2 separate regions of the Homo sapiens genome follow, and region 2 is linked to region 1. A link is a loop called in an ENCODE intact Hi-C map of the cell type or tissue named here. Cell type or tissue: CD4-positive, alpha-beta T cell. All regions are shown on one strand. Links, peaks and the distances in the headings refer to the core of each region. The heading gives the core; the rest is flanking DNA.

Evidence for each region. A loop is a pair of places that touch in the nucleus more often than their neighbours do. Peaks named below come from ENCODE experiments on the same cell type or tissue, not always from the same donor. Only the 100,000 strongest peaks of a DNase experiment are listed, where the experiment ranks them.
Region 2: it touches region 1 in a loop (7-fold over the local background); 2 of 110 quality-filtered maps call a loop at or near these places.

The regions. Positions count from the first base shown.
Region 1 is chr5:132,684,437-132,691,728 of GRCh38, reverse strand. It overlaps a transcript of KIF3A not described here. Among named protein-coding and RNA genes, the nearest start is that of IL4, 14 kb to the right of the region's middle. In CD4-positive, alpha-beta T cell, for the core only: no CTCF peak of the experiment used is centred there; DNase peaks (open chromatin) are centred at 2,748 and 3,528.
Region 2 is chr5:132,066,805-132,074,096 of GRCh38, reverse strand. CSF2 (colony stimulating factor 2) reads right to left here and starts at 308. Exons shown (of 4, transcript NM_000758.4): 1 at 115-308; 2 at 1-16. The coding sequence starts at 273. In CD4-positive, alpha-beta T cell, for the core only: no CTCF peak of the experiment used is centred there; DNase peaks (open chromatin) are centred at 3,326 and 4,346.

The DNA.
Region 1 (7,292 bases), core at 882-5,881:
ATTTCACCATGTTGTTCAGGCTGGTCTCGAACTCCTGACCTCAGGTGATCCACCCGCCTCAGCCTCCCAAAGTGCTGGGATTACAGGCCTGAGCTACTGTGCCCAGCTGGAGAAATGTTTTTAAATGTGCTTCTTCTCATTGATAAACTGTATTTTTCACCAAAAATACTTTTTTTTTTTTGAGATGGAGTTTGGCTCTTGTTGGCCAGGATGGAGTGCAATGGCACGATCTCAGCTCACTGCAATCTCCGCCCCCCAAGTTCAAGTGATTCTCCTGCCTCAGCCTTCAGAGTAGCTGGGACTACAGGCATGCACCATCATGCTTGGCTAACTTTGTATTTTTAGTAGAGACGGTGTTTCTCCATGTTGGTCAGGCTCGTCTCGAACTCCCAACCTCAGGTGATCCACCCACCTCGGCCTCCCAGAGTGCTGGAATTACAGGTGTGAGCCACTGTGCCTAGCCCCAAAAATACTTCTATCTGAATTTTGTTATCCTTTTCATTATGTGTTTGAGAACAGAAACCAATTCTCAGGTCATAACTTAAGGAAGTGTGTATGTAGAATGTATTCTATGAAAGGTACCATTACTTAGTGGTAACAGTGCCATGATCTCATTCAGAAGCTTGAAGTATCTCCAAGACAATAACATTACTTGGGTTATTGTTAATCATGTTCTTTTGACAAACATTGATTACCAGGCACTGTGACTGGCAGGCTTAAGAACTTCAAAGTAGAAAATGAGAAATTTTGATTTGTCAACAAGTTTCAAAGGACTTTAAATTTTTATTTTTGTTTTTATTTTTTTTTAGAGTCTTGATCTGTTGCCCAGGCTGGAGTGCAGTGGCACGATTTCAGCTCACTGCAAGCTCCGCCTCCTGGGTTCACGCCATTCTCCTGCCTCAGCCTCCCGAGTAGCTGGGACTATAGGCATGTGCCACCACGCCCGGCTAATTTTTTGTATTTTTAGTAGAGACGGGGTTTCACCGTGTTAGCCAAGATGGTCTTGATCTCCTGACCTTGTGATCCGCCTGCCTCGGCCTCCCAGAGTGCTAGGATTACAGGCATGAGCCACCGCGCCCGGCCTGAAATTTTTATTTTTTAATTGACACATAATTATATTATGAGATATATCGTGATGTTTTGATAAAATACATGATGATCAGATCAGGGTAATTAGCATATACATCTTCTCAGACATTATGTCCTTGTGAACACTCAGTATTTTCTTTTCTAGCTATTTGAAAATGTTGTTGTTTACTATAGTCATTCTACAGTGCTATAAAAACACTAGACCTTCTATCTAGCTGTAATTTTGTGTCTCAAATGACTTTGTTTTTAAAGACAGGGTTTTGCTCTATTGCCCAGGCGTGAGTGCAGTGGTGCGTTCATAGCTCACTGCCCCCTTGAACTCCTGGGTTCAAGCAATCCTTCTGCCTCAGCCTCCTGAGTAACTAGGACTACAGGTGCATGCCCTCACACCTGGATAATTTTTTATTTTTACTTTTTATTTTTTGAGACAGAGTCTCACTCTGTTGCCCAGGCTGGAGTGCAGTGGCGCAATCTCAGCTCACTGCAACCTCTGCCTCCCGAGTTCAAGCGATTCTCCGGCCTCAGCCTGCCAAGTAGCTGGTACTACAGACGCAACACCATGCTCGGCTAATTTTTGTATTTTTAGTAGAGATAGGGTTTCACCATATTGGCCAGGCTGGTTTCAAACTTCTGACCTCGTGATCTGCCTGCCTCAGCTTCCCAAAGCGCTGGGATTACAGGCGTGAGCCACTGCACCTGGCGTCAAGTGGCTTTTTTAAAATGTGTTTTTTGTAGGGGTGGAAACTCCTCTGGTCATTCCAGGGGTCTTCCTCTCCCCCACTTCCAGCTTATGTAAAACTCTTACCTGTGTGTAGAACATGAAGACAAAATTAAAGGCCTGCCCTGGCATGTACAAGATAATAAATCGTGCTGCCTTTTCCCCCTTTGCCCCTCTTCTGCAATTGAGTTCTGGAGCTATGGTGTCCAGTTTCATCAAGCGATACCACTGAGCCACTCCCTTACAAACGCGTCTGTTACTGCCTGTGTTGTCGGGATGCTGCTGAAGACATTGTCCATCCTATCATCTTGTGAAGATTCTCGAGAAATTTCTTTTAAAGCTAAGTACCAGATTATTATATCAGACTATTTTCTCCCCGCATATATAAAAAGAGTGAAGTAAAATAATGCGTTTTCCACTGTGCTTTTGCTGATAGGACTATAATATCTGATGACCTGCTTATAGTCTTATTTTTCTCTGGATCATCATTTCCTCCTACTCCCTTTCTGCTTTGGTCCTAATAATGTTATTTTCTGTCTTAATCTTTTCCAATAAATCACTTTGAATCCATTTTTAAAACAAGGTAGAGTAAAAATCACTGAAGACCACCGTTAGCCTGTGCCTTTACAGAAGGAGTTAACACAGTTCTGAAGCCACAGCCTGAACTTAAAGCGAGCTGGAGGAGCCTTCCAAACACATTTATTAATTATTATCTCAATTTCTCTGTCTTAAGCTGTTTCATTTGCAAAGCAAATCAGGTATTCAGTCCTTTTTCGGAAGTTGAACAAATGTGTGGGAAAATGATTACGAAGAGGCTACTTCAAAAAGAACCTGTTTCCTCTCAGCATTTATCTTGGGCTTCCTGTGACCCAATCTTCAAGTGACTTTTATCAACGTTATCAGAAGATCAGATTGTCTCACCCAAACACGTTTATGGCTCTGACTAAAGAATATGACAGATCAGATATTCCTCTCCACCTGCTCCCCTCCCCCATCCCTTTTTAGAGGGCTGGGGAAATTTTAGTTTTTAATCAAAGGCTTTATTTCTCCAGTTGTGCAAAGGAATTTAACTGGGACTTTACAACTGAATAAAGTATTTCTCAGAGTCGATACTAATCTTAGCAAGAGGATATTGCCTAACCCAACCTAAAAGCAGCAGAGTCATTACAGAAATATTATGTTGGCCTTGATTTCTACCCCACCATGAGTTATGCTACTCACCAGGTAGCCTGTTTTGTTTTTCATTTTTAGAGACAGGGTCTCACTCTGTCACCCAGGTTGGAGTGCAGTGTCACAATCATAGCTTACTATGACCTCAAACTCTTAGGCTCAAATGATCCACCTCAGCCTCCCAAGTAGCTGGGACCACAGGTGTCTGCCACTACACTTGGCTAATTTTTTAATTTTTTGTAGAGATAGGAGCTTGCTAAGTTGCCCAGGTTGGTTTGGAACTCCTGGCTTCAAGCAGTCCTCCCGCCTTGGGCTCCCAAAGTGCTGAGGTTACAGGCGTGAGCCACTGTGCCCAGCATGTGCCCTGTTTTAAGTGTATCTCCTGCTGTAGTCCGTTACATGTGCACATCTCTTCTGTGTTTACTGTGTACCTGCTCTATGCTGAGAAGAATGTCTTTTCAAAACTCACACCCTCCCTTAGGAGAGAGAGGTGGCCACATGAATGGAGAATGACTGCATAGCATGCTGAGGGCTGTGGTAAAAGAGGCTGAATGGTGAGCTGCCAGGTACGGCATCCTTCCTGTGCAGCTGACATGGTGCCTGACACATGTCTGCCTGACCAAAGGGGCAGAAGAGGCTTCTCAGGGGAAGTTCTGTTTGAGGTCTTCAGCAGTTCAACAGCTGGGGAAAGGTATTCCAGGAGCGAGTGAGTTTGGATGCCATGTGCGTTGGTGGTGTGCTTGAAGTAGAGCAAACGGGGTGGAGGCAAATGAGCCTGAAAAGGAAAGAGATGGGACAGGATCCTACTGTGGAAGAGTTTTCTGTAAGCAGTGGGAAGCCACAGAAGGATTTTAAGTGGGCCATTCACATTGTGTTTTATTTTGAGACAGGGTCTCACTGTCACCCAGGCTGGAGTACAGTGGCATGATCAAGGCTCACTGAAGCCTCAACCTCCCAGGCTAAAGCAATCCTCCTGCTTCAACCTCCCAATTAGCTGAGAGCACAGCTGTGTAAAAATTTAATTTTTTTTTTTTTTGTAGAGACAGGATGTTGGCCAGGCTGGTCTCGAACTTTTGGGTTCAAGCGAAGCTCCCATCTCAGTCTCCCAAAGTGCCGGGATTACAGGCGTGAGCCACTGCACCTGGCCTATTTGTGTTTTAGAAAAACAACTGCTGGGCCGGGTGTGGTGGCTCACCCCTGTAATCCCAGCACTTTGGGAGGTTGAGGCAGGTGGATCACGAGGTCAAGAGATTGAGACCATCCTGGCCAACATGGTGAAACCCCGTCTCTACTAAAAATACAAAAAAATTTACCTGGGCGTGGTGGCATGCACCTGTAGTCCCAGCTACTTGGGAGGCTGAGGCAGGAGAATCACTTGAATCCCGGGGGCGGAGATTGCAGGGAGCCGAGATCGCACCACTGCACTCCAGCCTAGTGACAGAGTGAAATTCTGTCTCAGAAAAACAAAACAAAACAAAAAGAAACAACTGCTGGAGAGTTTGTGAAGGATTAGAGGGAGCAAGACGGGATGCTGGTTGGGATGGTGGTTGGGAGAGCAGATGCTATACACACCTGTGTCCCGGAGGTGGAAAGGGTCATCAGCCAGAGGAGTAACCGCCCTCTCTTCTCAGCTGTTTTGCTTGCACTCGTGATTGGTATAAACTGAGGGAGCAAATGTGTGTCCTCTTATTCACGTTGCCTAGTAAGTACCCAGGTGTGCAGTGAGCATACAAAACATCAAAACATATTTTCGTTTGGCTGAACTCTGGCTAATCAGAAACTAGAAGGAACAGACAGCTTAGAGACTTAAAGTTGGACTAGGAAGAAGTTGACAGGATGGATTAGAAGATAGCCACTTTAGGCTGGGTACAGTGGCTCATGCCTGTAATCCCAGCACTTTGGGAGGCCGAGGTGGGTGGATCACCTGAGGTCAGGAGTTCAAGACCAGCCTGGCCAACACAGTGAAACCCCATCTCTACTAATAATACAAAAAAATGAGGCAGGTGTGGTGGCAGGCACCTGTAATCCCAGCTACTCAGGAGGCTGAGGCAGGAGAATTGCTTGAAGCTGGGAGGTGGAGGTTGCAGTGAGCCAAGATCTCGCCACTGCACTCTAGCCTGGGTGACAGAGCGAGACTCTGTCTCATTAAAAAAAAAAAAAAAAAAAAAAAAACAACAACACTTTAGAGAGCCAAGGAGAGGGTGTCTGGGTACTTAGGGCAAAAGCCCAGTTGAGGAAACGCTGGGCGTGACAGCTAACTGGGGATTTTAGTACTCCACCTGGGAATGGAACTCAAACTTGAGCTAATAAATTGAATCTAGAAATCAGCCCCAAGGCTAGAGAAAGTGCCTGCCTTGCTCCTAGTGGAAGCTACTAGAAACTGAGAAGCCAACCCTGTGTGTCATAGGCCAGGCTGTGCCTAGCTCCATAAGGAAGCTCTGCGTTGTGCTTAGCCTTGAGATTCCCATCCTTAGATAATGTGGGCACCCTGAGATTATGTGAAGGAGGGCAGAGAAAAACCAAGAGCAGGGTCAATGACATGGACAGCAACAAGCAGAGCCCCCTTGGCATTTGTAACAGAGGTGACCCTTTGTAACTGTAGCCCAACAATGTTTCCATAAAAGACAGCCATAGATTTGAGCCAAATCATTTTTTGATTCATTTTTCCAATAAATAATTATTACCCCCTAGATGCCAGTTACAGATAGTTTATTCATTGGCAAAAGGTGGAGGTATGATAGCCAGGAGGGAAAGGTTCAGACTTACTGTCAATGTCATATTCCACACACAGACAAAAGGCATGTCCCATGAAGCAGGCACGGGCTGTGGCTGAGTTTGCTACATAAATGTGCTCAGATGACAAGCATCTTAACTTTCACTTAATCCTGAAGGTTTTTCACCCTCTGTTTTTTGTTTTGTTTTTTTTTTTTTGAGACAGAATCTCGCTCTGCCGCCCAGGCTGGAGTGCAATGGCACGATCTTGGCTCACTGCAACCTCCACCTCCCAGGTTCAAGCGATTCTCCTGCCTCAGCCTCCCGAGTAGCTGGATTACACGTGTGCACTAGCATCCCCAGCTAATTTTTGTATTTTTAGTAGAGACGGGGTTTCGCCATGTTGGCCAGGCTGGTCTTGAACTCCTGACCTAAGGTGATCCGCCTGCTTCAGTCTCCCAAAGTGCTGGAATTACAGGCGTGAGCCACTGCGCCCGGCCTCACCCACTGTTTTTATAAGTATCCCCCTCAATTTGTGTTCTCATTGTCTTCGGAAATTCAAAGGCTTGTTGTTGTTGCATGTTTGCATCCAGAGTCCAGGACTGCCTGACTGGGAGTAAATGGAAATGTGAGTTGCATCTTGCCTAATGAAGCTTATGTGATGACAGACCTGCTTAGAGTCTGCATGTGTCCTTTCCATGGCGTGCTCTAAATCTTCCTACTTTCCTTTACCATCCTGTCCTCATATACAAACTGTAACCCACTACCCATATCCTGTGGCAGACTACAACTCACATTAGCCATTGAATGCAAATGAGCCTCAATCAAAGAAGAAAGGAAATTAAAATTTACAGTATGTGTCTTCTCCGGTTGGCCTGAGGAGCCTCCATGACTCTCATAGCTATTTATTGCCCTTGGCATGCTGGTATTTTATGTGGGCAGGGTGAAACTGGCTGTGGTCAGGGTGAGACTTGAAGCTTTTGATTTGTTCCCTTATTTTGAAAGGGTTAAAAAGATGTTACATGTTTTGGTGTAATTTTAGTACTCATATTAATTTTGTCACATCTCTGTAAGCGAGGATGAAAAGAGAGTGCTCAATCACTGTTACTAGATCCATATTCTTACAGAGAACAAGTCTTCAAAAGGCAAGTTTTGATGACACTTGGGTTTTTTTCCCCCTTTTAATTTCTTTTAAATAACAGCTTTATTGAGATAGAATTCACCTACTACGAAATTTATCCTTTTAAAGTGTACGAGTCAGTGCTTTTTAGTATGTTCATAGAATTGTGCAACCATCACCATTATCTAATATCCGAACATTTTCATCACCCCTGAAAGAAACCCCACCCCCCATTATCAGTCACTCCCCATGCCTCCACACCCGCCTCCCACCCACAGCCTGTAGCAATCAATATTCTATTTTTGCCTCTGTGGATTCTCCTGTTCTGAATAATTCATATCAGTAGAATCATACCATATGTGGTCTTCTGCATTTGGCTTCTTTCCCGTCACATACTGTTTCCAAGGTTCATCCGGGTTGTGGCCTCTGTCAGTACTTCATTTCTTTTTATTGACAAATAATATGCCATTGTATGGATATGCC
Region 2 (7,292 bases), core at 1,096-6,095, 620 kb after region 1:
CTTCTACTGTTTCATTCTGTAGAAAAGGAAAATGTCATGTTATCAAGCTGACAGGCGTGGCCAGTCAGGGGCCAGCTGGGTGGCCTAGGCACAGGCCCACATTCTCTCACTTACCATCTCAGCAGCAGTGTCTCTACTCAGGTTCAGGAGACGCCGGGCCTCCTGGATGGCATTCACATGCTCCCAGGGCTGCGTGCTGGGGCTGGGCGAGCGGGCGGGTGCAGAGATGCTGCAGGCCACAGTGCCCAAGAGCAGCAGGCTCTGCAGCCACATCCTCCAGAGAACTTTAGCCTTTCTCTCTGTGTACTGGGCTCACTGGCAAAAGAGCTCTTAAATACACAGAGGAAATGATTAATGGTGACCACAAAATGCCAGGGAGGCGGGGGAACTACCTGAACTGTGGAATCTCCTGGCCCTTATCAGCCACACATGGGAACGGTGAGCCTTTTCCCTAGGTGGTCAGGCTTGGGGGTTTTCATTAATGAACCTTTCCAAGAACCGACAGCCCACCCACCCGCCTTCCTGAGGGCTCTCCAGCCCTCCCTGGGCAGTCTGAATGGGCCTGAGGCTGCCCCCTCCCTCTGAGGGGCACAGTTTGGACTTCCTGGCCTGGAATGGCTGGGGTGGGGCGTGGGAGACACTTAGATAGGGCTCCCCATCCTGCCTGTAATCCCAGGGGCCTTTGGGCAGGCTATGCCCGCCCTGGTGCCTCATTCTGACTCCAGCCTTCCTCTTCTCTGGCCACTGTGAGAGACTTGAGTGTGAGGGGAGCTCTCACAGACCTGCCCCACTGACAGTTCACATGGGCTCCCACCCAGGACCTGGAGCAGGGGGCAACCTCAGTCCAGTAAGGGGGGACCCCTGCCCCTGTGAGCAGAGGGAATGACCACCATGTGCACATCCAGCAGCGAGACTGCAGCCACTCTCAGCAAGCTTCAGAGGGGGTGTGGCTGGGTCAAGTCGGGACCCAGAGTCTGACTCTTGGCTCTGGAGCCACCTTCCTGAGTGACTCCCCTCTCTGGTTATGTGAACCTTGATTCCCTCTGCAGAGCAGGTTTGCCCCTCTGAGGTTCGGACTACACTCCTATATGTAGCCCCCAGAAGACACCAGGAGCTTCAGGCTGGCTCCAGGGCTGTGGCTGCATCCATCTCAGGTACAGGGACAATGGCTTCCCCAGCAAGGCCCTCCAGGCTTAATTTCCTACATAACCCCAGCATCCCCCAACTCCAGAGGCCTTTCTGTGGAAGTGTGGAAGTAGGAAATCTAAAGGCTCTTGAGGGGCTGACAAGTGTTTGATTTTCACAATGGAGTTCAGAGAAGACAGCACGAGTTTGTGTTTGCACAAGGTATCTGGCTCAAGCTGCCCCATGCCTGGGTTTCATAGCTAAAGGGGTGTGGGCCCACACGTGCCCATTTCTGGGTGTATGTGTGCTGCTGTGATTGGTTGTACATACAGGTGCCTGGTAGAGGGGAGGATGTTTTCCATGCAGATGCATCTATTGAGTCCTCTTACCTGCTTTATGAAAGGCTCCAGGCCTCTGAAGGTGACTCTGATACTGGAGAAGCTCCCTACTCCAGGTGCAGTGCCTCTGGGCCCTAGAGGCTGATTCAGCCTAAACCAGTGGGGTTGGACACAAGCGAGAACATTCTGCTGGACTCAGGTTGGCGAGCCTTCAGAGAGCAGGTGGAGTTCATGGCTTTAGCACTGTGGTCTGAGTCTGCAGCCCTGGCCAGTTTCCCTGTACTGTGGGAGTTTTTCTGACCTTGCATAGAGAAACCAAACCTTAGTCCTCCAGACCCCACTGTGAGGCCAGCCCCATCCATCTGAGCCTGCGTAGAACACTCCTAGTGGCCAGGCTGGGGTGGGAACATGAAATGTCCAGGCCCTGGCCCTTTCTCCACCTTTTTTGCAAGGCCTTGGCTCAGCTCTTTCCAGGGAGCTCTCGGGGGAGAGATGAGGACATGGATACTACATGTAGATATCACATGTGTTGGATAGCACCCTGGAGGCTGGAGGGCAGGGAAGGGAGCCATAGATAGTGGTTCAGCTGATGGCCAGGGAGGCAGAGAGCCTGTATGACCCATCTGGGAGAGAAGGTCACTTTCCTCCTAGAAATGAGTTGTCATAGCTCAGACAGTCAGTCAACAAGTCTTTCCAATCCACACCAGGACCTGTTCTGGGGAGGTAAACGGGACCCTCCCACTGGCCCTCACATTTGGCCCTTGAGGCTCCCAGTCTGGTAGGAAACAGACTGCAATGGACCCTCCCATGGTGTGACCTTGACTCGGCAGGGGGAAGTCCAGAGCTGAGGGATCCCAGAGGGCCACCTTCTCTAGCTTGGGGATCCAAGGGGACCAGAGAGCTTCACTAGAGATCCTGCCTGCAAGCCCAGGCTGAAAGGCTAGAAGTCAGGTGGGTACGTTGGGTTGGAAGGAGAGGGGCAGGAGAGGACAGGGGAGAATGTTCTGGGCACAGGGAGCCCTGGGGTTTTAGGAATGGGTATAAGGAACAGCAGGCAGACTCCAGAGAGATTGAGGAGGTAGAATCTCAACAGGACTTGGTGCTATAGTGAAGTCACTCAGTCATTCATTATTTTTTGAGCATCTACTAGGTTCCCAGCAGGGAAAAGGGACATAAGGATGACAAAAACGGTCAGGGTCCTGCCTCCAAGGACTTTTTAACCCCATCCATGGAGGAGCAAGATTAGTCTACTCACCCCCCTCCCCCCCCACCAAAGTGTGCTTTGAATGTGAGTAAGAGGAGTTAGAATCACTGTCCACATGGCTAAGGTGAGGACCCAGGGGACAAAGGAGCAGATCTTCAGAGCGTGAGGCCCACGGGAAGTTTTGGAGTTTCAGAGTCTGCATGTACAGGAGACAGATCTGGCAGCGGTACATGTCTGTGTGGTAGCTGAGGCCACGGAAGTTATTCAGGAAGAAGAGCTGAGGGCCAGCAAAGCTGTGTTTAAGGGCTGGGACATAACAGATGGGCAAGTAACAGGCCAGTGGCCAAGGGCCTAGGAGGGAAGGAAAGGAGGAAAGCAAGAGTCATAATAAGAAATCCATTTCGGCAGTGGTGGCCTGCAGGTGCCCAAGTCAGCACAAACAGGACAGAAATCCATGGGTTTGGTGATGAGGTTTGTGGGCAGCCACACATCTTTCTCATGGAAAGATGACATCAGGGCTGAGGCCATGACACAGGCAGGCATTCCTAGATTGCACTGTATTTTAAACAGTGTCAACCGATAGCCAGCCATGCTGACTCAGGGGCTCCGATGGGGCTGTGGCAGGGCAGAGGCGGGGACCACGATGGGTGGTATGACCCCTCTGGGGCCCCCCTTCCTACAGAGACAGGAGAAAACCCTCTGGAAGGAGTTTCCTATGCGTGTCCACCCCACAGGCTCTGTAGGAAACAGGGGCTTGAGTCACTCCAGGATCCTTATCACGAGAGACATTATCACAAGGGGAAGGAAATGGGCCTCAAAGTCCCTTCGGTACCATGGCACCCCCGCACAGGCTTTGGGGCTGATCTGATCCTTCTTTGACCTGTCCAACCCTTGATGAGGGTTCTTGTTATCTCTGGGGACCTGAGATCTGGGAGACCAGTGGTCAGCCCAGTCCACACAATCAGTGACCGCAGAACCAGAATTTGAACCCATATCTGTTCCTGCTATCCTAGCATTTTCCATTGTCTTGGGGTCAGGAAGTTGGGAAATGCTGATCACCTGGCTGGACCAGCAGGGGGTGGACCCAGCGTGCTTGTCCCCTCAAGGCAGCTGTAAAGAGAGATGCCTGCCAGGTGTTCGCAGGTAGGCTGGAGTGGCCTGTGACTGTCCCAGGGAAGTCTGGGCTGAAGGCAGAGTTTCCCCAGCAGATCCTGCCATCCAGGCATCTCTATGCCCCAGGCTTGGGCTCTTGCCCTTACCCAGCCACCACCAATCCCTGAAGCCTAGGAAAGTCCCTCCTCCCTGAGCCTCAACCCCTGCATCTGTACAATGGGTTAATGGCCACTGCCTCACCGAGGAAACTGTTGCCTGCCCCAGGAAACTCTGTGGGAGATCCTCCCAGGGAAGAGACAATCCTTCAATTTCTCCTCTGCCCAGTGCTAGGGGAGATTTCTGAAGCCCAAACTGGGCAGAGGAGCGAGGCCTGCTGGAGTTTCCAGGGACAGCTGCCCCTTGCCCAGCCCTAGCCGCAGAGGGCAACCTTCTGGACACACGTGGTGAGGTAGGGAGTCCGGCCTCCACCTGAGTCAGGGCTCCTGGGTCCTGCATCACCGACAGGAGATCCTGGTACCGCATGGCACCATGAGTGGTTTGTCCTTCCCTTGTCACTCCAGGCCACACCAGACATATGAAGCAACATCTCTGGCTTCTGCGGTTTCAGCCCCATTCTGTCCCCACGTGCATCCCCTCTGTCTCGGTCCCCAAATGTACACCTCAAAAAGGGAAGCTGCCCTCGCCAAGCTCCAATTCCAGTTTGGCCTCTTGGTATTCCCAGGTTCCTGGCACTGGGGAGTGCCAGGGAGGCCTGGGAGGATCTGAGGGTGGTTAACCCTCAACCACATGTGGTCTCTGCATCTATTCAGCCAAGCTTCCGGGAGGGTTTGCTGCGGAGTACGCACCTCACAGGCCCCTTGCACTCGGAGAGCTCACTTCTGGTGGTCCCATGGGGTGGGGGACAGGGAGCACAAGGCCCACACTCATAGGCAGAGACATGGAGACCATTTGCTGTGATGGGGGAGACACAAGGTCACAGGGAAGTTTGAGAGGTCAGCCCATGTTGCACTGGAATGGCAAGTTTGAGAGGCCAGGGGACCTCCAGGAAGACTCAGTCAGTTGTGGCCATGTGGGTCCGGAAGTCAGGGCATTTGGAAGTCACTGGTAAAGAGGAGGCTCCCAACACCAGAGGGGCTGTGGAGAGTGAGCCAGGCAGAAAGTAGTGGCGGGGTGTCAACTTTTGAGGATGGCCAAGGACAATGAGACCTCCTTGTTTGCTTCTTTGTTCTTGGGGCTTCCTTTTTTTCCCTCAGGATCTGGCAACTCCACCATGCACATCACTCAGGCAGAGGAGTCCTTGTGGACACAAACGCCCAATGGGTGTGCCAGGCCTTCCCACCACAGTGCCCTCCCTGACCTGTGTCTACTACTCGCCTGGTGTACTCCCTCTAGGGCCAGAAATGCATCCCCTGCTCCTGAGTCTCTGCTCTGAGCCTCATCTCTGGCTGGGAGGATCATCAGGCACCCAGAGGGGCCACAGCCTATGTGTGCCCTCTTGGGAAGAGCCATCGGGAGGTGCATTAAAAATCAAAAGCAGGAGAAATCATGAGACCAGAAGCCTGTTTAATTTCTGAAGTCCTGCAGGCATCCGTTCCTGCCCTCTATGTCTGGAGCTAGAGTCTGGGTCAAGATGCCAGGTGGAAGTCCCAGGCCCTTGCCCGGCTCGCGCACCTGCATCCCCCTGGAACTGATGGGTCAGAATTGAGGTGGCAGATGTGGGCTTTCTGCTCTCAGCAGGACGAGTGGTTCTGGAATGAGCCTCCTCCAAGACTCTTCTGGATCCCTCACGGGTCCCTCAGACTTTCCCTGAGGCCCTGTTTGGGCAGGCACAGCTCGCTGCATGTCCTTGGCCTGTGGCCTGCCCCTTCTGAGCCCCGGCTGGCTCACCCCACAGGGCATGCAGCACTACTTTTGCAGGCTGTTGGGAGATGCACTGGATATCTGCAAGGGAAGGTGTTTCTGTTTTGGTTTTCTGTTTTGGCTTGCTAGGTGCCTCCATCTAGCCTCAGTCTCGCTGTCCATCAAAGAGAGGGAATGGTTACCAGGGTCCGGACCAGCCTCCCAGCCTTCTCATTCCCTGGAGGTGAGTGTAAATTTAGGTTTCCCTCATGGGAAGTGGGCCTGTGTAGACCCCTCCCCAGGGCCCTAAAGCCTCCCCACCCCAGCCCCAGGAGGCAAACGCCACCTGCATCCTGGTGCTCGAGCCTGACTGATGGCAAAGTGGCTGAGCCATACAGATTTTCCAGAAAGAGCCAGCTTGGAACACCAGGACAGGGAACCATCCTCCTCAGTCTTTCCACTTGTCCTGGTGGGGAGGAGGTGGTCCAAGGCTGCCAGGGGCAGCTCTTGAGTCTGGCCATCAGCCTGGGAGAGCAGGGGAGTCATGTTGATCACAGACCCACTGCATGGGGACATCCTCCCTGATTCAAGGCTCTCTGAATGGTAGTGGCGGCTGCCCAGTGTTTTTATTCCTTATGCTCAGGAGGGCCTCGGCCCAGCCCATGGGATCAGGACACAGAGCAGGTGCGCAGCTGGTGCTCACGAAGGGAGGCAGGGAAGGAGACCCCTGCTCTGCTGCTCGGCCTTCGCTCCGGCGCCCGCTGCCCTCCGTTGCCTCCCCACAGCTGTCCTCCCTCCCTGACACCCTGACTTGGCCCCTCAGGGCACACACATCATCCACACAGCCTGCTGTCCTTGCTGCCCGCTGATCTCCAGCACAGCCCACTTTCCCTCCAGGAAAGGGCTGAGTCTCCAAGTGCAGGCCCCAGGCAAGTCTCTGCCAAAGCAGGTCCCGGGAGCACCCTGGGTCAAGGGCTCATGAGTCTGAGGAGGAGGGAAGGAGGCCTCACACCAGAAGGATTCCATGGACCCCACAGGGCAGGGAGGGCTCATGGAAGGGAAAGGGAAGGGGTCACTCATGAGCCATGGCTGGAGGTAGAGTTGAGCTTGGGGTCTTTGGGGAGCCTGAGTGGGAGCTGGAGGAGGCCTTGACAACCAGCCATGGCAGGGGACAGCTGGGAGCCAGGGTCTCTCTCAGAAGTTCCTTAAGGCATGGGGACAGAGACAAAGAGGAGCACAGAGGACCACCTCCCTGGATCTAAGCCCCCAATGTGTGTGTTGGTTGTGGGGAGGGGGTGCCAGGTAGGAGGACAGGACAGATGGGCGTGTAGAGGCATTTACTGGGCAATATGAGAGTGGTCAGGTGAGAAGCATGGAGCTGAGGCGCTAAGGCTGCGCTGCTCACTGTGGGCCTGGAACCAGGAGGTTGTAGGGCAGAAGTTAACACGGGAGGCTTGGATCCAGTCAAGGGGAGACCCCAGGCACATCCAGGGTCAGACTTAAAAGAATTCCTGGGCCTCAGTGGGCATTAGTGAACCACTGTTGCTTAAGGATTCAGAGGCTCTGGACTCAAATAACCTTCATTTTTCTGCCTCAGTCTCTGTCTGTGTAATGGGGATAATCACAGCCTGGGTGCCTGGGTCATTGTGGGGATTCTTTGAGTCCCTTCTCAG